Linked DNA regions of Homo sapiens: all the other regions are linked to region 3. The links are chromatin loops, found by intact Hi-C in ENCODE. Cell type or tissue: GM12878. All regions are shown on one strand.

What was found. A loop is a pair of places that touch in the nucleus more often than their neighbours do. Peaks named below come from ENCODE experiments on the same cell type or tissue, not always from the same donor. Only the 100,000 strongest peaks of a DNase experiment are listed, where the experiment ranks them.
Region 1: it touches region 3 in a loop (2.9-fold over the local background); 10 of 110 quality-filtered maps call a loop at or near these places.
Region 2: it touches region 3 in a loop (3-fold over the local background); 20 of 110 quality-filtered maps call a loop at or near these places.
Region 4: a loop joins it to region 3, with 3 times the contacts of the local background. A loop is called at or near these places in 7 of 110 quality-filtered maps.
Region 5: it touches region 3 in a loop (2.4-fold over the local background); 3 of 110 quality-filtered maps call a loop at or near these places.

Annotation. Positions count from the first base shown.
Region 1 is chr7:114,936,941-114,941,940 of GRCh38, forward strand. The region is part of intron 2 of MDFIC (MyoD family inhibitor domain containing); the gene reads left to right. Among named protein-coding and RNA genes, the nearest start is that of MDFIC, 17 kb to the left of the region's middle. In GM12878, a CTCF peak has its summit at 2,959; no DNase peak of the experiment used is centred here; H3K4me3 peaks cover 643 bases; H3K27ac peaks cover 1,816 bases.
Region 2 is chr7:115,677,841-115,682,840 of GRCh38, forward strand. LOC100506489 (a long non-coding RNA gene) reads right to left here and starts at 4,637. Exons shown (of 2, transcript NR_187628.1): 1 at 4,549-4,637; 2 at 1,505-2,531. LOC105375461 (a long non-coding RNA gene) reads left to right here and starts at 4,936. Exons shown (of 3, transcript XR_927885.2): 1 at 4,936-5,000. In GM12878, a CTCF peak has its summit at 2,264 (motif pointing left); a DNase peak (open chromatin) is centred at 2,311.
Region 3 is chr7:114,863,430-114,868,429 of GRCh38, forward strand. No RefSeq gene overlaps it. Among named protein-coding and RNA genes, the nearest start is that of MDFIC, 56 kb to the right of the region's middle. RefSeq lists a silencer at 2,246-2,385. In GM12878, a CTCF peak has its summit at 2,328 (motif pointing right); a DNase peak (open chromatin) is centred at 2,422.
Region 4 is chr7:114,914,601-114,919,600 of GRCh38, forward strand. No RefSeq gene overlaps it. Among named protein-coding and RNA genes, the nearest start is that of MDFIC, 5.0 kb to the right of the region's middle. RefSeq lists an enhancer at 1,703-1,792. In GM12878, no CTCF peak of the experiment used is centred here; a DNase peak (open chromatin) is centred at 2,031; H3K4me3 peaks cover 2,870 bases; H3K27ac peaks cover 3,878 bases.
Region 5 is chr7:115,005,969-115,010,968 of GRCh38, forward strand. The region is part of intron 4 of MDFIC (MyoD family inhibitor domain containing); the gene reads left to right. Among named protein-coding and RNA genes, the nearest start is that of LINC01393, 70 kb to the right of the region's middle. In GM12878, no CTCF peak of the experiment used is centred here; a DNase peak (open chromatin) is centred at 2,829; H3K27ac peaks cover 1,691 bases.

The sequences.
Region 1 (5,000 bases), 74 kb after region 3:
ATATTAGTTGAGTGGCTATTATATGGCATATATCATATTTTATATGTTATTATCTAATTTATTATTAATGCTCTTAGATTTTTCTCTCTTGCTAATCACCATCTTAATATTTTATTCCCCAACTGTTGGAGACAAGTAAAACTACCAAGTTTTAAATTTAGATAATGCCAACTAGGTAAAATATTATAGAATTTTAAATTAAATGGAAATTCTATTTACCTGAATATTTTTCATTCTCCTTTACCAGGAAGAATTGAGATTGGAGAAGATTGTTTCTTACCATTCATGCCCTTCTTTAGAAACAGGAAAATAAAGGGTATTGATTCTGTAAGATGGATAGTCATTTCTGAGTAGGACATATTGTATTTAAATTGATCATTTGGAACCTTTAGTTTTTCCATTTTCTCTTGCTCAATTCATGTTTGTCACTTTCTTTGAGAATTAATTCAAATCCAATGCCCTACAATGGCTTTTCTATGATTTCCTCTACTCCATTCTAAACACTCTTCCTTGTGTATATGAGAGTTTGGCTCTATTGTTTAGCTCTTGTGAAGAATCAGATTTGCAGAATTTTTGAGCCAGAAAGGCTTCTTCATTCATCCAGTTCAACCCTCTCATTTCCTGATGAAGAGGATGAAGACAATGAGTCCCAGTCACACAGATGGTCAGCCTTTGAGCCAGAATTATGACAGAGCAGTTGTCACTACCTTCTGTTTTGCAGTTGCTTGATTGTTTATGTGTGTGTGTTTGGTCTTCCCAGTGAGAGGATTTGTTGCCAGGGACCTCGCCTTTTTCCTCATCCAAAGCAAAGTAGTTCTTCCTCACTTCTTTGTCCAGAGTAAACATACTAGGATGCTCAGGAGCTAGTCTTTGGAAGTAGATGCCAGTGGTGTTCAACTATCCTTTAATCTAGTACTATTTTTAATGCATCTTAAATTTTTATTTTGATATCTAAAACATATTTCTTTTATCCCATTATTAGTAGAATTGATTAGCATTATATATAATTCAGATTTCATATATATGTATTTTTAAATGGGATTTCGCTCTTGTTGCCCAGGCTGGAGTGCAGTGGCGTGATCTTGGCTCACTGCAACCTCTGTCTTCCCGGATTCAAGCAATTCTCCTGCCTCAGCCTCCCAAGTGGCTGAGATTGCAGGAATGTGCCACCATGCCCAGATAATTTTTTGTATTTACTAGAGATGGGGTTTTACCATGTTGGTCAGGCTGGTCTCGAACTCCTGACCTCAGGTGATCCACCCACCTCGGCCTTCCCAAGTGCTGGGATTACAGGCGTGAGCCACCATGCCCAGCCAGATTTTGTATTCTTAATAGTTATCCTTACATGGAGACAGAAATAAATACCTCTATATTAATTAGATGATTAGATACAAATCTATTTTCTAGTACTTGGAATACTGTGACAAGGGGATGAGTAGCAAAGTCTGTATCTCAATATTTGATATACCTAAGTTTTTTTTAAATATAAATAGTTGTGTAGTACAAGATAAGAGTTCACTTAGAATAGTGCCCCTCAAGTCTGGCCATATATCATGATGACATCACTGCCCCAGCCCCATACACACTTGAGTTGAAATCTCTTAGGTTGGGCCTGTGCATCTTTATGTTTCAAGAGCTGCACAGCGGTTCTAACCCTGAGCCAAAGTAGAGGACCATTGGCTTAGAAAGACAGCATTGTTGAGATAATGAAGGCCCCCTTTTAAGAGAAAATTGCTACTTTGGGTTGGGGGGAATGTATGCCTGTTGGACATGTAAATAGAAATCTTATAGAAAGGTACAGACTGATTTCATATGTGACTGAAATCAACTGATTGTCTATGGGTTGTCTTTCAGGTCTACCCTACTAGTTGAGTTGCAACTACAAACCTCCATTATCCAGAGTGAAATTTATTAAACCAGGGCTGAGTTCTTTGTTTCTCATTTCAGAAATAACATGAAAAACCTACTCTGATAATAGAAATTGGTTACTAGAAACTTCCATTTTGTTATTGTAATGAGTAGTGGCTGACTCAACCAATTGAAAGCTTTAGTAAGGTTGGTTTCATGTTTGGATATCATGATCCCCATCTTACAATTATCTATCAATAAATCCTGCTCCCTCTTCAGAGCATTTCTTCAGTGTTATATGTAACTGCCCACCATTTATGAGACTGCCATATGGGTAGCTCATTGAAATGAGTAAATAGTAAGACTATATTAATAAAATAACATGCATATATTAGAAAGTCACAGAACAGTCAAGTGGTCACAGAAGTTTTGTTTATACAAGTGGAGAATTGGCAAAAGTCAATTTAAATTTTTTTATTGGGAACCTTTTCTGAATCTTGCTTTGGGCTGGGTGCTGCGGATCACAGCAAAACCCTGAGACCAGCTTTTGAGCCAAGACATTTAGTTTTCAAGAGAAGCAAAGTTGAATAGACTGAGGATAGTGAATTAATAGTAATTGCATATTATTTACTATTCATTGAATATAATCATACAGAGAATGATAGTCTTTTTCTTTTTTGACCTGAGATGGACACTGGGAATCACCTAATTCTAGAATTTTGCAGATAAGGAAACTTTCTTAAAAATGTGATAAATTGTCCATTAATAACAATTTAGAGCAGGAAGAACTTTATTTTTTGCCTAGAGTGGGTTATATAGTTGTGCATCTATGTGTATATGGTCCACATGGCATTTTCATTTATTCAATGGAGAGTTGAGAGGGTCTGTGTTTAGCACTCGAATATTGGACATGATTCAAATATGAGTCAAGTGTGTCTAGAGGCTTTATTCATACCTATTTTCTTTTAGTCAGCAATGCTTCATAATGCCTTGGTTTCACGAATTAATTTTAATGGAATTAAATTTGAACAGCTCAAAATTATATAATTAATTTCATTCAGCTTCAATTAAAGTTACTAATTGAATCAAGCCTACTAGCATGACACCTGGCGGCAGTCAGCTACATAACAATGGCAGCAAGTATGTAGGACTCTGCTGATGAGCTAGTTCTTGCCTACTAGTGAGTTTCCATGAAAAATCTCTTTTATTGATAATCTCAGAATGACCTTGAGTTGACTGTAGCAGTAAAAAGATTTCTGGAGTTGTTTAAAAAAGTAAAGATTTTAATTGAAACTAACATATCTCATGAAGATTACATTTCTCTATGATAATGCTGAGTAAATGTTACATAAATCTAGAACATATTGGTTTAGCATATTTTCAATTTATATTTTACTGCTATTTGAATATGGTTTTGTTTATAAAAATCCTTGGAAGTTAAGACCCCATTTGGTTCAGAGACCTTAGCCTCTGGACTCGGTCCCAAGTGGGTGTCTCTCTATTTTTATGTGTTGAAATTTGTTTCATGGCAGAACTTTTTAATTGTTGTGAAATCCCCATGGTACATGAAAAATTTTTGCATGTGCAGAAATTTTTTCCTTCCACTGGAAATGTTAACACGGTTGACTAACAACTTCTGTTTGAATCTCTTTCCTTTCTTTGCTTCCATGGCTTGACATCATGCAGTTTTTCTTACTTCTCTAACTCCTTCCTAATTGTACGGACTCTTCTTGGTACTTGGTACTCTTCTTGATATTTCTTAATATATTCACTCTTTCAGTGAGCTCATTAATTTGAATGGCTTTGGAAATCAAGTTTAGAAAGATGACTATTTCTAGCTATAACCTTTTTTCTGACTTGCAAATTCAAATGTCCAATACTTAATTCATCCACTAGACTGTAAACTCCAAGAAGGCCTGGGCAGCATTTCATAAGTCATTGTATCCTCATCACCTAGCACAATGCCTAAACATCTACTATGCAAAAATATATATTATTGAAAGAATAAATTGGTCTCATGATTTTTAGGCTTTCCCAGTCAAATCCAAACTGAGAACTTGGTCATATCCAACCCCATCTTCCTTGATAATCTTTACAAACCTCTAGTTAGTTTCTCACATTTACTCCCTATTCCATCTTGTTATCCAGTTAATTAAACTCTTATCAACTTCAATATGGGCTTTGCTAGGTCTCTCTTTTAGTTTCCCTTACTGTATTCTCCCTCTTAGATGTATCCATACTCCATTGGAATCATCTGAGTTCAGCCTCTTCTCCCTCAGTTGAAATAGAATCTTTGATTCTGGTATCCAGAAATATGTTTTTTGTTTGTTTGTTTGTTTTTTAGTTCTAAAAATACTTACAAGAAAAAAAAAGCTCACCAAGTGAATTAAAGTGAAGCCAGAACTGAGAATCACAAGTGTGCACAAATTTATTAATCTTCCTAAGGCGTGGTTCTGATAAGGCATTTCATAAAGCTTCAGTGGCTAGTTTGACTTATTTTTCTTGCTTTTGAATTTCATCCAGATTTCTCACCTTAGCATTCTAATATCCACACAATGTCTCTAATCAAACCTTCGCAGTCTTCTGTCCTAATTTGCCACTCATAGTACTTCACAGTCCAGAGAGTTGGAACCTTTGCCCAAACGTCTGCTTTTGGAGTTTGCCCGTGCTGTTCTTCCACCTTTCTCCCATCTGGACTTTTGGAAATCCAACTAATCTTTTGAAGTCCATCCAACATGTATCATTTTCTTCAGTGCTTTTCTTGATCTCTGAATCCTGATGAGTATTTTTTCTTCCTTTGAACCTTTTTAGTGCTCTGGACCTCTCATAGCATGCATTATACCTTGTTGCCAGTTTGCTTTTGGCTTGACTTATGTGCCCCAAAGACTTTACATTTCCTTACATGTTGGCTTTCTCCCTGAGAACCCATAAACCCACTTGCGAATCTCTCGTCCTAAATACCCCCTTCTCAGAGGATGCATTACACAGTCCTTGACTTTTTCTTCACGTTCTAGAGAGAGAATGCTGTACTTGTTTTCTATACCTCCTCACTACTCAGTCACTCCTCATTCAGCTGCAGGCCGACTTTCGTCTCTACCACTCATCAGAGCTTCTTCTCTTTCACCCCTTTCCCTGCTGCTCAACCCCCTACA
Region 2 (5,000 bases), 810 kb after region 3:
GGTGGCTGCAAAAGCTTTTTTATATCCTTTTCATGAAATTTTAGGTCTTGCTGAATAGGTGTGCTATGAGACAGGAAAGAATATAATACTGTATCATTAGTAAAAAAAAAAAAAAGAGTGAACTGTTACGTTTGAGGAAATAAAAAGACTGAAAGTTAATTAACAAACTGAGTGGAAAAAATAACATCCTCTAAAATTTTATAGAATGTAAATTTATAACCATCTGGCCATAAATTGCTGATGCTGATGAGTAGCAAGTGAAGTTTGTATGCACAGCCTGGCTTCAGCGTCTTTGGGAGGGGTGAACTTGGCGTGACTTTTTGTTTATTTGCCCTGGCCTTGATTTTTTTTTGAAGCATTACATGACCTGCTCTGTGAAAGAAGCCCTTGTGTTACAACGTGAAATCTGTTACAAATATTTACCATTGGGGAATGCAGGAGCGTGGATAAGTGCCAGCCAGACTAACTATAAAATTCACTGCACATTTTGGAACTAGTTACTCAGATCACACTGGGCTAAAATTCCATTTTCTAATGAGATCATGCTGCCACATATTATTGGCCTTTTGTGCCATCAAATTATGAATTCCATACTTTTCCCTAGATAAAATATTTACTTTTAAATATCTGGATGAGGGCCTGCATGCCTTAACAACCACTGTTCATCTGACGACGGCGGCATGCTAACGTTTTAAACTGTGACTCTCCCATTTGAAAAATAAATGGAATAAAGAGTGCTTTTCCTGAGATTTCAGCGGACTTTTACTCTACAACTCAAATCATACTGCATAGCTTAGAAGGGGATGTGTTGCGCTGTGGTTTTTTTTAAGAAAAATTTGGTTTTGCTTTTGAAACAAAAAGTCTTCATTTTCATTTCCATTTCTGTTGCCTTCTCTCGCTTCATTGCAAGGGAGAGCCAACAAGTGTTCTCATTTGTGGCTTTGGCTTGATATTGCTGCCCATACCTGCCATAAAGACTTCTAAGATTAGGTAACATGTTTGCTTTCTTTGAGTGGATATAATACTGCTTTTATACGCACCCATGGATCTATTTTTTTCTTTGTTTTTGCCAATTTGCCCTCCAGTTTGTGTTTATGGAGTGGTGTGGCTTAATTTCTCAATCTTTGATGTCCACTAACTTCTTACTGCTACAGTTGGGCTTTGTGGACATCTTTCCAAGCACATTGATATGCAACCAACCTAATGGTGCTCGGTACAGGAAGCCCTAATCTTGACTAACTGACAAGATTTAAATTGAGGAGACATCTTCTGCTGATTAGCTCCCACACCCACAATTATCCAACTGGGGTGTCAAGCAAGGTTTAACATCTCCACTGATTCTGGTCTCAGGAGAAATCTGGGAGGAAATGCAATCGCTTTTAATAACTGCTGCCTTCTGAACATGCAGACTCCCCAGCTGCACAATTTCCAGCCATTCAAGCTCCCTTCAAAATTAACCTTTCCAGCGAAAATATAATTTCACACAAAATGAACCACCAAGTGATTTTCAGCATAATTTATTCAAATTGCTGAACTCAGAATGGCAGAGCAATCTACAGTCCGAATAGACCCATGAATCAAGAAATAAAAAAGTTTATGTACCCAACTGTCTCCTGGCAAATATGGGACTAATTTTAAACATTCCCAGAATTCTTTGTGGATGCTACACTCCAGCACCTGCTTCTCATTAAAATTCAATTGATCTGAATTTTTTGCAAATAAGATTTGATTGCTTTCCATATCATAAAACAGCATAGGCTATATTGCTCTGAATCACCTATTGTGCAACATATGTGTCCAGTTCATCTGTATTACTTCAGTTTATGGCCGAGACCCACAGTTATCCTTTTTGTAAGTTTATAATAAGATTCTATAGATTTCCTCTTCGATCGTTTCGTGATTGGAATGTTTGGCTGAGCCAAATGCCTTAATTCACTACAGGTCTCTTAGCTTTAAAAAACACAATTCCCTGATTAAAAATGTGGTGTACATCCTGTTACAAATTGCACCACAGTTTCACACATTCTAAGTGTGGTGGCTGAATCCTATATTCCAGAAGTTAATGACTTTTCAAAAATACATTTTTAAGTATTTATCAAAGTTGAAGACGGCAGAGCCGTGGAATAGAGCATATTAATTCTTTTGCTCCAGGCAGGTATTAGGCACTTCTAAAGTCTCATATAGAGTCGTAGTAAGGCAATGTGTTATTCCTTTCCTACTGCTCTGAGAATGTATCTGTCCTTCAGTCTAGTGAGAGCACCCCCTGCTGTCATCAGGAAATCACTTCAGTTCTCTTGCACTTCTCTTCCATGGCTCTTTTATAGGTGAGACAAGCTAATAAGTGGCAATTTGCTAGCTGAGGCTCCTCCACTTTAAGAAACGAGGACTGGTGTCTCTATGCATTTCCTGTCAGGCTGATAACAGTGTTACAACATCATCTGTTTAATCCACTTGGAACCCAAGTTTAAGTTGAAATGCTCAGTAAGGAATTCATTTTCCCAGCTGATTCAATATCCAATTTTCATAGTGGGCTGAAGCAAAAACACAGTGGATTAGCTATCACTATCAATCCACAAAATATGTAATAAAAATAATCTTTTCTAAGCATTGCAATTTGAAGTTGATTAAAGTACACTAAAATGTATACAATGAAAGCTATCCAGTACTACAGTTAGAGTAGCTGGATACTGGTAACATGCCTTTCACTCTGAAAGAAAACAATTTTGAGTTAACTACATCTCTTGTCTTTTTGCTAAGTCAATTATTTTATCATGGGATAAGCAGCTGTGATTTTGTTTTTGTTTGCTTTGCTTGTTTGTTTGTTTGTTTTTAAAATCTGGCTGCTGAAAGGAAAAAATACACTTTCCTTCTTAGATGGTGTGAGTGTGTGGTTTTTATCTTGGCATGTAAATATGGCACTCAGTATGAGTGACAGAGGTCTTTGCCGAGAGGAGGAGCAGATATGGAAAGAAGCACTAAGACGCACCTCAGTCCTAAAATTAAGTTTTGAATAACTCTGGTGAGTAGCTATCTGAACATGAATGAGAAACAGCACACATCACTGAAAAGTGAGTGGTAGGCAGATCAGCTCAATTGGAGCAGTGCTTCCCGGTGCTAATGTACTCTTCATTTGGAAGCAGCTTTCAACTACAGAGTTCTCTGCTTCCATTTCCAACAGTTGTGTTCAGTTGATAATGAAGGGCCTGCCTTGAATTGCGTTAAGCACAGAAACAGGTGTAGGCCCCAAGGATCCATTAATTACCTTAAGCAGCAGGGGCTGCCTAGCACCAAATCCCAGGACTGAGCAATGGGAGGAGCATTTTAATTTACAAGGCAGAACACAGCTTAGCGGGGAGAAGACAGAGCTCTCATCCTCATTGAAGCAAAACAGCAAATACATGTCAGGTTATGGGTGGCCATTACCAGGGAGACAAAACCAAGGCCCATGACTGTGTGAGGCCAGACAATTAGAACAGGCCATGGGGACAGCAGGAGGAAGATAGGCCAGGACATGGAGCCAGGTTCATGACACTGAAACAGACCACTTAATGCTCCACTAAAGTAGAAAGAGAACCGTGGCTTCCTGAGGCTTCTTTGAGTAAATGATGGTCAAAATGAATAAAAGCTTCTATGTTAAGAAAAATAAAAAATAAAAAGCCTGCAATGATTTAGTGAAGGTTTGGAAATGGCTTCAATCCATATATCCATATGCCAAAGTAGCTAGCTCTCCAGAGCCCAACGTATAAGAGTTACATACACTTTTATCTCCAAATAAGAAGAATATTTATTTAATCCCCAATTGTTTTATGGAGAAACTACTATGTGAAAATTACCTTACTAGATACAGAGGGCCAAATAAATTGAGATTAGATAGAATCCTATTCTGGAGAACACATATATCAAGCAGGTGAGCTAAGACATGTATACACTAAGATGGGCAGCTAGGCAGGATTATTATTATTATCAGAAAGAGTTAAGCCTGAAAGATATAAGTCAAAGATTCACTGGAATTTAGGAGAGAGAGAAAGAGAAATGAAATACACACTCTCGGTGGATGACTGCAGAAGCTTTTATTAAGAAAGGGTTGTATTCTAGGTAGGCTTTCCTTAGGTTTAATTGGCAGGGAGGATAGTCTTGGTGAAAAGAATAAGCAATGTGTTTGAAAAAGGTTTGAAGTCTAGTTTGGCCAGTGTGTCATGACTTGTAGGTCAAGTGCATGACCTTGAAAATGATTATCCCCTTAAACTTTGTGCCCCTAGCACTCACTTGCCTCACCTTAGTCCTGGCTCTGCTGGCAAAAGCAGTGGGTTGGTACAAGGAAGGTGAAGTTTCATACCATGAGCCAGGCACTTTCCATACATTATTTCATTTCATCCTCATAATAACTCTATGATATAAAAAAGGAAACTGAGTTTCATAGAGTTTAAACTAAGTGGTCTTTCTTTTTTCCAAGCCCTACCCATTTTTCTTTATTAAAATAAGTGATCCATCAGTTTTAAAACTCATTGTTTTTAATATGAAAATGTATACTAACACCCCAATACATACCTTATATATGTAGCATTGTTGAGTTGCTCTGATTGAAGTAGAAGTGGATACTGGAGCCCACCCACACCAGCTTAAGTCACTTGCCCTATTCCCACCCACATACCCACCCTGTCTCCTCACTTCCCACTCTACCCATTCCTGTAGAAGAAGTACTTGAAGAGGGAATTTTGAAAATTCTGCATCCTTTCAGTCATTTATTCAACAAGCTTTGAATATCTAGCATGTCCTAGGAAATGTGCTATGTGGTGATGATAGAATGTTGACTACAGGTGACATGGCTCCTGCTTCACGATGCTACCAGTGTGACTGCAAACAAAGATCCGGTGAGGTCATAGTGAAAGTGAAGCCAGAAAGGAGCTCTACAGCCAGAGTACTGAAGAATTTGAATACTAGGCTAGTGTAGTTTATTTAATATCATTGGAAGTTTTTGTTATTGTACTTAATATGGGAGT
Region 3 (5,000 bases):
TCCCTTAAGACCTTATCCCTTAAGTGTTAGTGTATGGTCAAAATTCATATTGGCCAATAAATGAATAAAACTTTGTACAGCTAACTGCAGCACAAAATATGATTCCTAACAGGTACTCTAAATTTGTTTGCTGAACCAGCCTGAATTTCTAAAATTCCCTTACTGGTGAGGAAACTGGGCTCGAGGAGATTAATTTTTTCAAGGTTACACATTTAACATTTGGAGAGGCTGGAATATGACCTCAGGTCTATACATACCCTATGCTCAACCAACACTGCCTCAGGGAAATGCAAGAATAGTGTGCAGCCATGTTGATTTCCGGTGATGCATCTCATTAGAGAGATAAATCTTAGACAATCTAGAGAGATGAATGGATAGTTAATTTCACATAAGCTTTGGCAATTGAAATCAATTCATGGGTGATTTCTTTGTCTTATTAAATTAAAAGAGATCCATAAGCTTTACCAATCAGATAAGGGTGATGCAGAATTATTACTCTGTTGTAAAAGGTGAAGAACTTAAAATGTACTTTCCTTTAAAAGGCCAGCCCACTTCTAGATGGAAGAGGGCAAAGAGGGTACCTTTCGGAAGGATCAAATTTTTCCTTAAAGGGAACTTTAAATCTACTCCAGCCCTTGAAAAAAAATACTTGTTACAACATGTGTCATTGCTTTATTAAATAACATGAAAAAGGCATTTAGTCTTGAAAAAATGTTAATGGCGTATATTAGTAATGGAAGTGAGTTGGCCAGAAATAAGTTTATATATGTCCTATGAAATGTTTAGTTTTCTGAAAAATGCTTTATCATGGTAGCTGATCAAGATGAGTGAGATACAAAATGCAGCCAAAGTAGCTGAATGAATTGGCCTGTTGAATTAGGTTTTTAGTATTGTTTACCTGAATAATAATGTTTACCAAATATAGATGGAAATAATTTTTACTAAGCTGCTACTTCTGACAATAATTAATAGCTACTGTCAGCTGCTTCTGAAAGTCTGCTCCTAGTTAAACATAATAAAAAACATACGTAGCAGAGAATGACTCATGATTTGCCCATGTAGTAGAAATAACATATGCCACAGAGTCCATCACACCCAGCTTCAAATTTTGATTATGCCACTTAATAGAGGAGAGAGACTGAGGATGTTACCCCTCTCATCTTAGTAAAGTTGTTTTGAAAGTGATATGGAGTAATATATGTGAAGTACTTTCCCAATCCAGTGCTTGCCCAAAGCAGTTGGAACTCAGTAAATCTTCTACAACCTAGATACACACTCTAAAATTGTGTCTTACATTTGACCGAAGCACTAGGAGAGAATTCAGATCTTCATTGTATCTGTTCAAGAAAATAAAATGCACTCTAATTCGTAACTAACTGCAATGTTTCCTAAATTCCTTCTTTTTTCCTCCAACATTTTTATGCCTTCACAGCTTCTCTGATGCCTCTCGCTTAGTGAGAGGATAAATAAGCCTCTCACTTATTTATCCCTTAAATAACAATTACAACTCATTTTTTTCTAAACCCAGTTTACATCATTAATGAATTAATTTTATTTATGGTTGGTGTCTACAGAATGCTAGAAGCAACTAGATAGTTACATACAGAGAATTTCATTATAATTCATTCACGCAAAATAAAAGTAAATTAGGGCATTCAGTCTTCAATCTAAAGCTGGGATGGCTCTAAGGTTAGGGGAATTCTATTTGAAGATTGGAGAATCAGCTTGTACAAAACTGCTAGACTGGAACACCCCTCCAACCTGCCCAATGCTTCCCAGTGTCTTGGCCCTGAGCTCCATCATTCAAACTTGGTTTTGGTGTATGACTAAGGTAGGCACAGAAAGAATTGGAGAGATTTCTTTAGGTTACAAAAATGTCCAGCATTGCTTAATAAATCTTGACTACAATTTGTTTCTTCAACTTTTATATAGAACAAGACTTGTTCTTTAAGCTGTGTTCTAAGCCTGCCAATGAAAGGCTTATAGTGAACACAGACATGGAGTACTTTTACCTCTTTATTGATTTGCAGCTATAAATGCCCATTTCTATCCACTTTGCTATACACTTGGTTCTAAATGAAGTCTTCCAAGGAAATCAAGTCACAATCACTTTAGGTTGGAAATCCTTCTAATAGACTTTCACTTAAGCCCATGCTTTCTCAACATTCAGGGCCTAACATGATTTCAACATGTGGATTCCATGAACTACCCAGAAATTTAAGTCTCTGCTCCTATTCCAGGCACAATATTGCCTAAAATTCTTTGGTTTCTGGCAGAGCGAAGCCACTGTGAGTGGTTCCAAAGCTTGCTTAATTGCAAGCCACAAGAGGGCAGCCATGTCCCAGGGCTTCCATTTCTGTGGCTGTATGGGGCAGCATCCCTAAACCAATTTGAGTAGCTCCAACACTGACATCTCTCTATCCAAACTAGATGTCCATAGAGGTTGAGGTTAAAATTAGTTTTGATTTTACAACTTTACAACTGAATTTTGAAAATTATACATAACATTACATAAATCTGGTTTTCTTCCCCCAAATTCCAACATCAGTGTTGAGATTTATGTGTCTCTCTAAGTTGAAGTTGTATTCTCAGAACCATAACTTTCATGTTTGGACAATAGGCACCTATTTCCCACAAAATCCTAATAGTGACATGAGAATTTATCTGGATCAAATCTAGAAAGTTACCCTTTAATCTGAGGTGTGGTTAAGCATATTACCAAAGAGTTACAAATCTATAAAGAACCCCCAAAATGTAAAAGCTGGGACCCAACAAGACATCGCCTTTAAAAGTGTTGTATTCAAGTGGCCAACTAACAAATGAAAAAATGCTCAACATCACTAATAATCAGGGAAATGCAAATTAAAGATGAGATCATCTTACACCAGTCAGAATGGCTATTATTAGAAAGTTAAAAAGCAACAGATGTTGGCGTGAATGTGGAGAAAGGGGAACACTTACACACTGCTGGTGGGAAGGTAAATTAGTTCAACCTCTATGGAAAACAGTATGGAAAGTTTTCAAACGGCTAACATAGAACCAGCAATCCCACTACTGGGTATCTATACAAAGGAAAAGGTATCATTATATAAAAAAGACACCTGCATGTATACGTTCATCGCAGCCCTACTCACAATAGCAAAGTCATGGAACCAACCTAAGTGTCCATCAGCAGTTAAACCAGATAAAGAAAATTTGGTGTATATCCACTGTGGAATACTATGCAGCCATTAAAAGAATGAAATCATGTCCTTTGCAGCAACATGGATAGAGCTGGAGGCCATTTTTCTTTTTTTGAGATGTAGTCTGGCTCTGTTGCCCAGGCTGGAGTGATTGGCGTGATCTCAGCTCACTGCAACCTCCGCCTCCTGGGTTCAAGCAATCCTAGTAGCCAGGATTACAGGTGCCTGCCACCATGCCTGGCTAATTTTTGTGGCTTTTAGTAGAGATGGGGTTTCTTCATGTTGGCCAGGCTGGTCTCAAACTCCTGATCTCAGGTGATCTGCCCATCTTGGCCTCCGAAAGTGCTGGGATTACAGGCGTGAGCCACCACGCCGGGCCTAGAGGCCATTATTTTAAGTGACCTAACTCAGAAACAGAAAATAAAATACTGTATATTCTCACTTACAGGTGGGAGCTACACAATGGGTGCACATGAACATAAAGATGGAACTCACAGACGCTGGGGACTCCAAACTAACTAACTCCTATGGCCATTTAAGTTTGAAGTTTCTTGTCTTAAACTATTCAACTCCCAAGTTGATCATTATTTTATTCTTCCTGCAGTTTCCCTATACTTCCACTTCTCTCAGTATCTTTAGCTAAAGGCCAGGAATTTGTCATTACTTTCGCATAAAAGAGAGCTCTGTTTCTCCTCAGCCTATGATCGATTCAAAGCATGCCTCTTTTCCTGCTCCCCCTCCATACAATGTCATCGGTCTCATTACACACACACACACACACACGCATGCACACTCACAGTCATGCACACACACATGCATTACACACACGCACTGGGCAGCTCTGCTGCATTTTCATGGTGCCCTCCTTCTTCTCTTTTGTCATCTATCCTTTGTTTCCTTCCTTTTCCTTGGGTTAGTCAGTGGTTTCTCTAGCTTTGTTTTCTTCATTGATTTTTTTGCAAAATAGATGGGAGCTCGAAGGTTTACTATGAAAGGCTAGGTTATAAATCAGTGATTTCCAAACCCAAGTCATTATTAGACTTCCAGTGAAATGTTAAAGAATACATATTGGCAGGTCTGCTCGCATAGAGTAGTAGGTCTTGTATGAAGTCAAGATACCTGTGATTTTGGAAAAAAAAAAAGACATCATACATAATTCAGATAGCTACACCCTGTGACTTTTAGCCTTAAATCCTCAGTATTTAGGACTAGCAGCTGTTAATATGTATATTGATTATCTATATTAATTAATTGATATTGTAGCCAACAGACTAATAATTGGAGATGCTTACCCCATATGGTTGTACAAAGCTGCTAGACTGACATAGGGTTGTACAAATCCCTATGTGGTTGAGCAGAAAGCTAAACATTCCTTAAGGAAGCATTTCCTTATTACAAAAGATTTTGGGGAAATCTGAATTCATCAGAAATAAACAAATTTGGCTGGGTGTGGTGGCTCATGCCTGGGATCCCAGCACTTTGGTAGGCTGAGGTGGGTGGTCAGCCTCCTGACCTTAGCCTCACCTGAGGTCAGGAGTTTGAGACTAGCCTGACCAACATGGTAAAACCCTGTCTCTATTAAAAATACAAAAATTGGCTGGGCATTGTGGCATGCACCTGTAATATCAGCTACTCAGAAGGCTGAGGCAGGCGAATCAATTAAACCTGGGAGGTGGAGGTTGCAGTGAGCTGAGATTGTGTCACTGTACTCCAGCCTGCCTGAGTGACAGAGCGAGACTCCATCTAAAAAAAAAATAAAAAAAAAATAAAAAATAAATAAATAAATTTATTTAAGGTAGGACTTAGATCTTTTAATTG
Region 4 (5,000 bases), 51 kb after region 3:
CCTAGGTTGACTTCAGCTCCCTGCTATACAAATAGTGTGGCAAGAAATAACCTGTCTATGTCTCCTTGTGGTCCTAAGTTCATTTTTGAGGGTCTGTGAAGATAGAGACGTAACTGTTGGGGGTAGAATTAAGAAGATCATGAGTTATTCATATACTTGTATTTAACATGTAAAATCAAATTTATTCCGTATAATGCTTGGCCCAGATTTGCACACTGTCTAAAGTTGAGAACCTATGGTAACAAGAAAAGAATATAGAGCTGCAAGTGCCGGGGTGACAGATGGGCTGTTCGAAGTAGGAGAGAGAAGAAGGATGGGAGGTGGAAGGATATTCAGGAAACCTTCACTTTTTCCCGGAGTTCATTATAGGTCCCATGCTTGGGTGAACAATATACAGTCATGCATAGCTTAATTGATGGGGGTATGTCCTGAGACATGTGTCACTGGTTGATTTCATTGTTGTGTGAGCATCATAGAGTGTACTTCAACAAACCTAGATGATATAGCCTACTACACCCTTAGGTGGTATGGTATAGTCTACTGTTCCTGGGCTATAAACCTGTACAACAGGCCAGGCATGGTGGCTCACGCCTGTAATCCCAGCACTTTGGGAGGCTGAGGCAGGTGGATCACGAGGTCAAGGGTTCAAGACCAGCCTGGCCAAGGTGGTGAAACCCCGTCTCTACTAAAAATACAAAAATTAGCTGGGCGTGGTGGCAGACATCTGTAATCTTAGCTACTTGGGAGGCTGAGGCAGGGAGTTGCTTGAATCTGGGAGGCAGAGGTTGCAGTGAGCCGAGATCATGCCACTGCACTCCAACCTGGGGGACTGAGCAAGACTCCATCAAAAAAAAAAAAAAAAAAAAAAAAAGAGAAACAAAGAAACCTGTACAACATGCTACTCTACTGAGAACTGTGGGCTATTGTAACACAATGGTAAGTATCTGTATATCTAAACAAAAAAAAAAGGTAGAGTAAAAATATGGCGTAAAAGATAAAAAACGGTATGCCTGCATAAGGCAGCTCTGTTACAATCTTATGGGACCACTGTCATATATGCCATCCATTGTTGATTGAAACATTGTTATATTGCTCATGACTGTAGTTTTGTTGCAATCCTGCTTTTTAGATTTAGCATGTATTTCTTAATACAAAATTTGGAGAAATACGGGCACTGATTCAAATGTCACAGTTGATATTTTCTTTCTTTATCTGAGAATTTAAATGAGTTTAGGGGTTATAGTAACAAAAGAATCCTCATCTTCTACACCATTTTAAACATTTTTGTCATGATCATCATGCTAACATTATTTTCAACTGCAGTTTCAGCAGATCAGTCATTATTTTCAGGAGCTCCTTGTATTTAAAATTTTCCACAATTTTCATTCTCCTGGTATATCTAGGTTCAGTTTCTAAGTATGAAGCAAATGTCTACTTATTGTCTACTGCATATGTTATGGCCATTTTCATTTCTGTCTTCAGTCATGTTGCTTTTATCTGACAAGTACCACTGTATGCCTTAACATCTCCCTCCCTTCCTTTAAAACACAAGAAGGAAAGTACAGTGACAGCAAGGAGAGACCCTGAAGGCCAGTGCCCCAGGCCAGAGAAGTCAGCCAACTGAAAGGGACACTAACTGAGACCTTGGAGAGGACTAATTCAGCAACAAGAGATTTTATGCCTGGTTCTTTGGTTACCCATTCACAACAGAAAATCTTTGGAACTTCAAAATATAACAACAGGCATGACCTTACTTCGCCATCACTTAGAAATGATGGATTCATTTACGTGCATTATCCAGATAGCTGGAGCAAGAAGCCTGGATGACAAGAAATTTAGGCTCCTAAGACTGGCTCTGTAATTAATCCACGAACTGACCTTTGCCAAGTCATTTAACTTCTCTGGGGCTTTCACATTTCTTTGTCTTTGTAAGTGTTATTTCCATCTGGAATTCCCTAACTTCTTTGACAGGCAAATTTACTCATCGACAATACTCAGTTTGGTATTATCGTCTTTCTGAAATGTACCCTGACTCTCCCCACCTACGCCTGAGCTGAGTTAGGTAAGTGCTACTTCCTTTTTGCTCCTGCAGTATGGTAAGTGTTTGTGACTGTTCTGCTGCTACATTGCTGCCTTCTTCTGCCTCTGGCCTTATAGACTATGAACTCCCAGAAGACTAAAACAGTATTTCTTCTATACTTGAAACTCTAGTGTCTGGCATGTGGTTTGACATGTAGTAAATGTTCAACATATGTTTGTTGAACCTAGTAAGTAAACTTTATGTCTTTGTATTTTTCTATATGTTAAATGAAGGAGTTGGGTAAGACTGGTGATTTTTAAACTTTTAAAAAGCGGAAGAACCAGTTGTTTCAGTTAAAATTTAAGAGAAGGACTAATACATTATGGAGAAAAGGAAGAAAGTGCTCTACTCTAAGAGCAGGGTTCCAGAAACCTGCGCACCTGACCTTCCCTGCACCTGATTGCACCTGACACAGTACTAGGAGGTGGAGGAATGCGATCCATACAGCTTGGCCTGGAATTGTGATTGCTAATTTCCCTTGCAGCTGTAAAATTGTCATTCTGTGGAATTTACTCTTTCAAGTAGCAACCTTTTTTTAAAGGAATTTTTGAACATGTTTGAAAGAGTTTTTCCTGGAATGTAAAAAGATTGACCCGACCCCCTAAAAACAGAATATAGCACTCACATAACTAACTGACTCTTTCCTTAATGACTCAGGCTCATTAGGAACATTGACTATTTCACGAAGCTGAATTCACAAAGGCGTTGTTACAACATGTTTATTTTCCTGTATCTTCCTTGTCTGTCAGCTGTCATCTCTCCTGCTGTCAGTTTTTCTGACCTAATAGCTCCCTTAGCTAATCCCTTCTCCTCAATCTTCCTGCGCCCTAAGTTTTCTTCTTCTAAAACAATGTGAGCTGAAACAGTAGAAAATAAAGTTTGATTAGAGGTGTGTATTCACAAAAGAACAAGTAGGATTTGAGAAGGATTATGTCTTTTGTGTTGGCAGTTTCTGAACATCATGAAGGTTATTTTAGGTATTTAGTATGTTGCTGTTATTTCCTGGTTTCTAGGTCATTGGGTTTGGGGATTGCCAAAGTGCTGCTTCTAACATAAATTAGGTAAATATATTTTCCAGAAAAACTATCCTTGATATAATCTGGGAATGACTCCTTAAAGGATTCAAAGCATTTAAAAAGTTTTTTTTCTAAACAAAGAAACAAAGTATTTGAATGTGAACCTTTAATGTATGTTTACTTATAAATCATACCCAAGTACTTTTGTAAGAATGTGCAATACACTGTATAAAAACATACTCAAAAGTAGAAATTAAAAATTATAACATAAAAACATATATAAATGCTCACTCTGATATTTTCTGCCCACATTTCAGTAGATTGTCTTATGCATCCCTTGGAATGCCCTTACAATTACACACCCCAGTTGTAGACCTCTGGTTTAGATATCTGTGTATGGGGATTAATTTTGACTTTACTAGGCAAATAAGCCTCTGCCCAAGTGAAAACTAATTTAGCTGCTTTTCAAGACATCAAATCAAATTTCTTTATCTCCAGAGCCTAATATGTGGCCTAGCATATAGTAGATGCACAATAAATGTTTGATGAATGTTTAATGAATGAATGATGAAGATTAAGTAGTCCATAAGGATGCTTTATAAACTCTTTTAATTAGTTCTTTATTTTATTTGCTTAGCTCATGTCAGACCTCTTTCACAATGTGTTCACATATTATTATATCATCATTAGTGTACACATCACTAGGCAGGAATGGTTGTAAGGCACACAAGAATTTCAAAGGCAAGGGGCTTTGATCCGGGGCTAGGACATTGAGTTCCACCGGCAGGCTGATACCCCTAAAGAATTTCCACCTACGCAGATTAAGATAGCTTAAGACATGGCAAAATCTAGCTTAATAAAGACAACCCAGGGGGATCTGGGGTAGCAAGTGGGACACTGACAGTAGTAGTACTTAAACAGTAGTGGTTCTCCAAGCCAAGCTGATAATGGTATTATGTCACTGGGAAGGATGTGGAGAAAAGGAGAGAGGCCAGTAAGGATACACGTGGATTGAGTTCCAAGGCACAGCTGCGTCTCAGGGCTTCTGCTTTTACTCTGCACACTTGCCTTGGACATTCTTATAACCTGCTAGTCAGCAAAGTACCATGTATATGCTTATAATCCAGTCCCATGTCCAGCAGCCTATGCAGGACAGTTCCAATTAGCTGTCTCACACATGCTGCATCATTTGCATGATTAGCTCAGCAGCTTTCCCCAAAACTGGCCTCTCCTGAATGTTTTCATCTCTGTAGGTCATACCACCACCATCAACCTGGATGCAGAAAGCTGGTAGTTGCTCTCGATTCCTCTAGCTTCCTCATCCTTTATCCCTATCTACTTGGCTCCATTCCTTCTGCCAGCCATCAGCCCTGGCCTCCAAATTGGACTCCCTAGATCCACTCTCAGTCCTCCAAACAATTTTACGCATAATACCAGAGTGGCTTTTATAAACAGTAATTTAGAAAATATGTCTCCCCCTGCTATAGTCTGAATGTTTGTAGTCCCCCAACATTCATATGTTGAATCTTAATCACCAAGGTGATGGTATTAAAAGGTGGAGCCTTGGGAAACACTTGTATGTCTTTTTTTTTTTTTTTTTTTTTTTAAGAGACAGGGTCTTGCTCTGTTGCCGAAGCTGGAGTGCAGTGGCCCACATAGCTCACAGTAACCTCCAACTCTTGGGATTAAGTGATCCTCCCGCTTCAGCCTCTAGAGTGGCTGGCTACAGGAGTATGCCACTATGCCCTGCTAATTTTTTAAAAACAATTTTGTAGAGATGGGGTCTTTCTATGTTGCCCAGGCTGGTCCTAGAGTGCTGGCCTCAAAAGATCTCCCTGCCTCAGTGTGAGCCACCACACCTGGCCTCTTGTGTCTTTTTGTAAGGACATTAATTCCATTCATGA
Region 5 (5,000 bases), 140 kb after region 3:
AACATTTCACTCTGCTTGCTTCGCTTCATCTTGCCTGGCCTGTTAGACCGCTGTGCTTCTTTGGTTGGGGCCTGTCTCTTCTGTCAGGGCTGGGGAGTGCATCCTGGGTCTTCTCAGGCGAGGCTCCTCCTGCCTGTGTGAGGTCTGCACCTCCTGCTAGGGATGCTGCCCTTGCCTCCAGGAGTCCTACAGGAACAGTCACTGTTGGGGACCTCTCAGCCCTTTGGATTGCAAAAGTGCCCTTTGGACTCTTGCTGAGCCCTGGCTGGTCAAGTGCCTGGAGAATTGTTGTGTATGATCCCAGTCCTGTGAATATTGTCAGTATCAGTCAGCCTTCTTTTAGTGTGTTTGTTTCCTCCCATGCTGCCATAAAGACCTTATGTCCTAGGTGACCTGGCCAACCCTGTGCATCTCTGCAGTAGGCTAATATCAGTGACTGAAAACACTGGATGTGACCAAGGTGTTATTTTACTCATCATCATCATCATCATCATCATCTTTTACAGAATCACCCAGTGGGTACATTATGGTTTAAGTTTTGTTAGCAAGACAAAACTGATTTATTTTCATTTGTTACTTGCACAATGTATAAGCCAAGGACAAATGAAAAGAGATGAAGCTGAAATGTGAATTGTGAAATAAACACAGTTGGGAAAATAAAATTAGAAAATATATTAAGCATTTGGGAGAGATTTTTTGGGTTATTTTTACCCCAATATGAATTTTCATTAAAACTAGACGATTTACTTGCATGTATTTTTGTCCTAGCCATAAATGGTATTGTTACCAACTTGAGTGAACTGTTGCACATTGATCCTTTCTGGGAAAATGTGTTTAAGATCTAAAGTAGATTTTATTATCCAGAAATTATATTCACCTTTGTTATTATTTAAACTTCTTATATTAGAAATATTTCAACTGGCCAACTGAAAATAGCCAGCACTGAATAGGTTCAAGTAAAGTATAGTTTCTAGCTTCTGGAGAAAATAAATAGATAATAATTGAAATATGGAAAAAATAGGTTATTATTTTTAAATCTTCTGCTGTAGCCAAACACAAGGTTACTAATTCTCTCTGGGCAGACTTATGCTTCACTCCTCTGCAAATTCTGTTTCTTAGAGTTGCCTTCTTGGTTCATTCTTTCAAGTGTTTGAGCTGTGGTCAGAGCCTTTTACAAACCTCCTTAGGTTAAAATAGAATGGTCCGATGTCCGTGTGGTAATCAGAGTAAATGGAACATAGGTAGGTGGAGAGGTGTGGTTTTCCTAGAATAAATATTTTGCTATCATCTTCACTGCTGTCACAGTAATAATATTTAGTAAGCACTTGCATGTTAAATCCTTTATTAAGTACTTAATGTGCATTATCTCTTTTAATCTTCATCATAACCCTATGAGGACAGTAATGTTATTACCAGCTATTAAAGCTTGTGATCTTAAAATGTAGAGATTCAGTATGTGAATGTAAATATTATTTGCACCATTGATATTTTCTAGCCTTTCTTTCCCTCCTTTCTGCCCAAAAACTGACTTTCTGGGTAAAAAATTTTAAATAAGCACTTCAAATAACTAAACTTTTACCCCTCTTCAGATTTCTGTGTTAAGCTTCTAAGAATCAAAATATTTTCTGAGATCTATCTATCTATCTAGTGTGCGTGTGTGTGTATATATATATATATATATATATATATTTATATTTCCTGGAATTTGTTTTGTTTTGCTTTTGGTATAGAGTCTCACCCTGACACCCAGGCTGGAGTGCAGTGGCATGATTATGGCTCACTATAGCCTCGACCTTCTGGGGCTCAGGTGATCTTCCCAGCTTAGCACCCCCACCCCCCGACCCCCTCCCCAAAATAGCTGGGACTACAGATACTCGCCACCATACTCAGCTAATTTTTTTTTTTTTTTTGGTAGAAACAGAGTTTTGTCATGTTGCCCAGGGTAGTCAAACTCCTGGGCTCAAGGGATCCGCCCACCTTGGGATTCTGCCTGCCTCGGGATTCCAGGAATGAACTACCGCACCCCAGCCTAACTTCCTAGACTTTGTAAAATGCATCTCTTTAGAAGGGACTACTTGACCAGTGCTAGAGTTAAGGCATGACCAACAATTACTGGATTCGATGTCTCTGAGAATTTGGAATATTTAATGAATCAACCACAGATCAGGCAATGGGGTAAACAAATAGAAGGAAAAAATCTCTGCTATCCTCTCGCTGTCATTTAAAATATGAAAGCAACTCCCATAGGATGGAGATGGAGTCTAGGATTTGCACCTGTAGTAGGAAACTTATTGAGGAGTCACTTTGTGGGGTGTGGGAGGGCAGTGCTGTTTTTTTTTTTTTCCTAGGTTCTTTTGACTTTGTTGAGAGGAAAGATAATAGTAAAGATTATTGTTCAATTTCCCAAAGTATGGTGTTCTTTGTCCTGCAGTGGAAAATGTAGCTTTTCTCTAACTTTCTTTTTACCTCCTGACCCATCTCACTTTGTTCCCCACTAGGAAAATGTTGACTGGATTCTGGCTAAGATGTGTGGCCTCTTGGGAGAGTCTTGTGCCAGAGCGTTCTGTGTAGGAGGCTCACTTTAGGCCAATTTATTCAGGCAGCAGGTCAGGCTAGGGCTGTTGGCCAGAAGTGCTGTGCGTCCTCTGTCTTGGAGACATGGAGCTACTTGGAGCTGAGCTACCGTGTGGTATTAGTAAACATTTCCCGCCCCTACACACACTTGAGGAGCAGAACTCCCCAGAGATGTCTGTGTCTGGTCCCTCACAGCTGGGTTTTCACAGAGGCTAGATGCTCACTTAGCAATCTCGGCTGTGATTCAGGATAACCACAGCCTGCTTCTAGCTTGCTCTTTGATTTTCCTATTGGGAAAGAACAGTCACAGTAAAGCAGTATCTAGGAAGAGGAAAGCCTTCACCCAGTCAGACTTCTGCACAGAGTCCTGTTATACCGCCACTGGGCAGGTGATAGTCGTAGCAGCTAAAGAATGGGGAACAACTGGGGGTGCTCTGTGGCGTTGATGTTAAAGCTACAGAGTCAGGTTTGACCTCAAAGCAATTTCCTAAATTACTAAATACACATAACTCTTATTGTTCATGCTTTAATCCATGGTCTTTGGCATATTATTGGCCTGTTAAATGCTAATAAACCTTTGTTTCTCAGCATGTAGTTTACATGATGGGGACTTGATTAAGAAAGTACTTTCAAGCATCTTATTTCATAGGAAACTTTATTAGAGATAAGATAAGACCCATTCAAATATGCATTCTCTTAAAAATGGGTTGTGAGTTATTCTCAGAATTCTCTGCTGTCTGTCCTTTCCTGTACTCCACTTTAGCTGTTTGGTATCTCTGTTCCAAGAAATTCAGAGCACCTGCCATACCACATCTTAAAAGGAGGAAATGAAAGAGATAAAAGAGGCTCGTTTAGAGGCGAGCTGAGTTTATTTTGTAAATAGTTTTCTGATGGCTCAATCAGGGTTCCTTTCACTTTAATAAACTGCATTCCTCATATTCCCTAGTGTAATTTGGCCACATACTGATCAGGTATCCGTATCAATTGGGATAATTTCATTATAAACTTGTTTTTACAAAGCTAATCTTCACTCTCATTTTAAGCAGCACAGAGTTCCTGGGATCAGTCACAGACATTTTCACCAGACTTCTAAGATGCTGTTTAATTCAGTTCCAATTGTTACTTTAATGCTGTTGAGATGCTAGAAGCTCTCCACATAATAGGCCAGCTGCCTAAGCGTAACACTGATGACCTTTCGTAGGACTCAAAGATTTTGTTTGGGATTGTGTCTTCAGTAATTCATAACAGGTTTTGTTGCTTTTTAAATCAAACATAGTAAAGATTTCCTTTTATGCTCTCCTTTTAGCTACTTGGCTTCTGGAGTGTTACTCTGTTTTCCTAAATTTACAGTAGCTGCCAGTCTTGTGCTGAGTTCTCCTCCAAGTACACTGAATTGTGCAATTCTTGCTTGGCCCAGTTTTGGACAGGCATCTTTCCCAGAACCAAGTGGTCTTCTCAGAGGTTAAACAGTTTTGGCAAAAACTGTAAATAATGACTGAATAAAACCATAAAAACTGAAATCTTAAGAACAGGGGAAAAAGATGATTCCTGACTGCAAGCCACATGGATGCAGAGGACCCATTTTTTTAAAAAAAGTTTGTTTCTCTATTCAAGCCTTCTTAAGTTTGATCATTCTTATGATCTTCTCTTTGCCTCAAATAAAACCACCATTATTGTGCCTTTTATGACTCTTGATTCCTGTTGGCAGTGGTAGGAATAGGAACTATAACTACTGTTTCTTCTTAGTTTATTTTAACCTTTTCATTACCCTGAGTCACAGTCAAACTATGACTTAGAAATAGAAGGTTACAAATAGAAGGGTTTTATAAAAAGACCCACCAAAAAAAAAATTCATTTTTGACAAGGAATAACAATCAGATCATTTAAAGATCTGGTAGAATTTAAGGAACCTTTTTTGGCTAATTTTTTGTTGTAATTTCTAGATATTTCTCTATTTAAAAAAATACAGAATATGAATGTGTTTCTGGTAGATACTTCTGTAGATACATGTTGTTTAATATCTCTATGATCTTGTAAATGCATTTTGGTTTGTGGCTTCTCTAGATGCCTGTTAATAGATTTGGTTTTTCAGAGTAACCCAAAGTGCTTTTCTAGTAAATTATAAAGGACTTTGTTTTAAAACAATGTCTCCATTTTGTAAGTTTTAATATTTACATAAATAGCTACTGCATATGGAGCTCTTGATCATGTAACTGCAGTCCTTAACGTTTATGTTTTAAATTTATAGATTTGTTTCTTTTGATTGAGACATCATCTCCTTCCACACTGCCTTCTCTCTTATGTCTATTTTAACAATGCAACTGGCAGTTTATTAATTCTTCAACTTAGTGATGACTTGTTCTTACATATTGAAGGGTAACATTTACTTTCAACTTTTTATTAAAATGAAAATTCAGAATAATTTT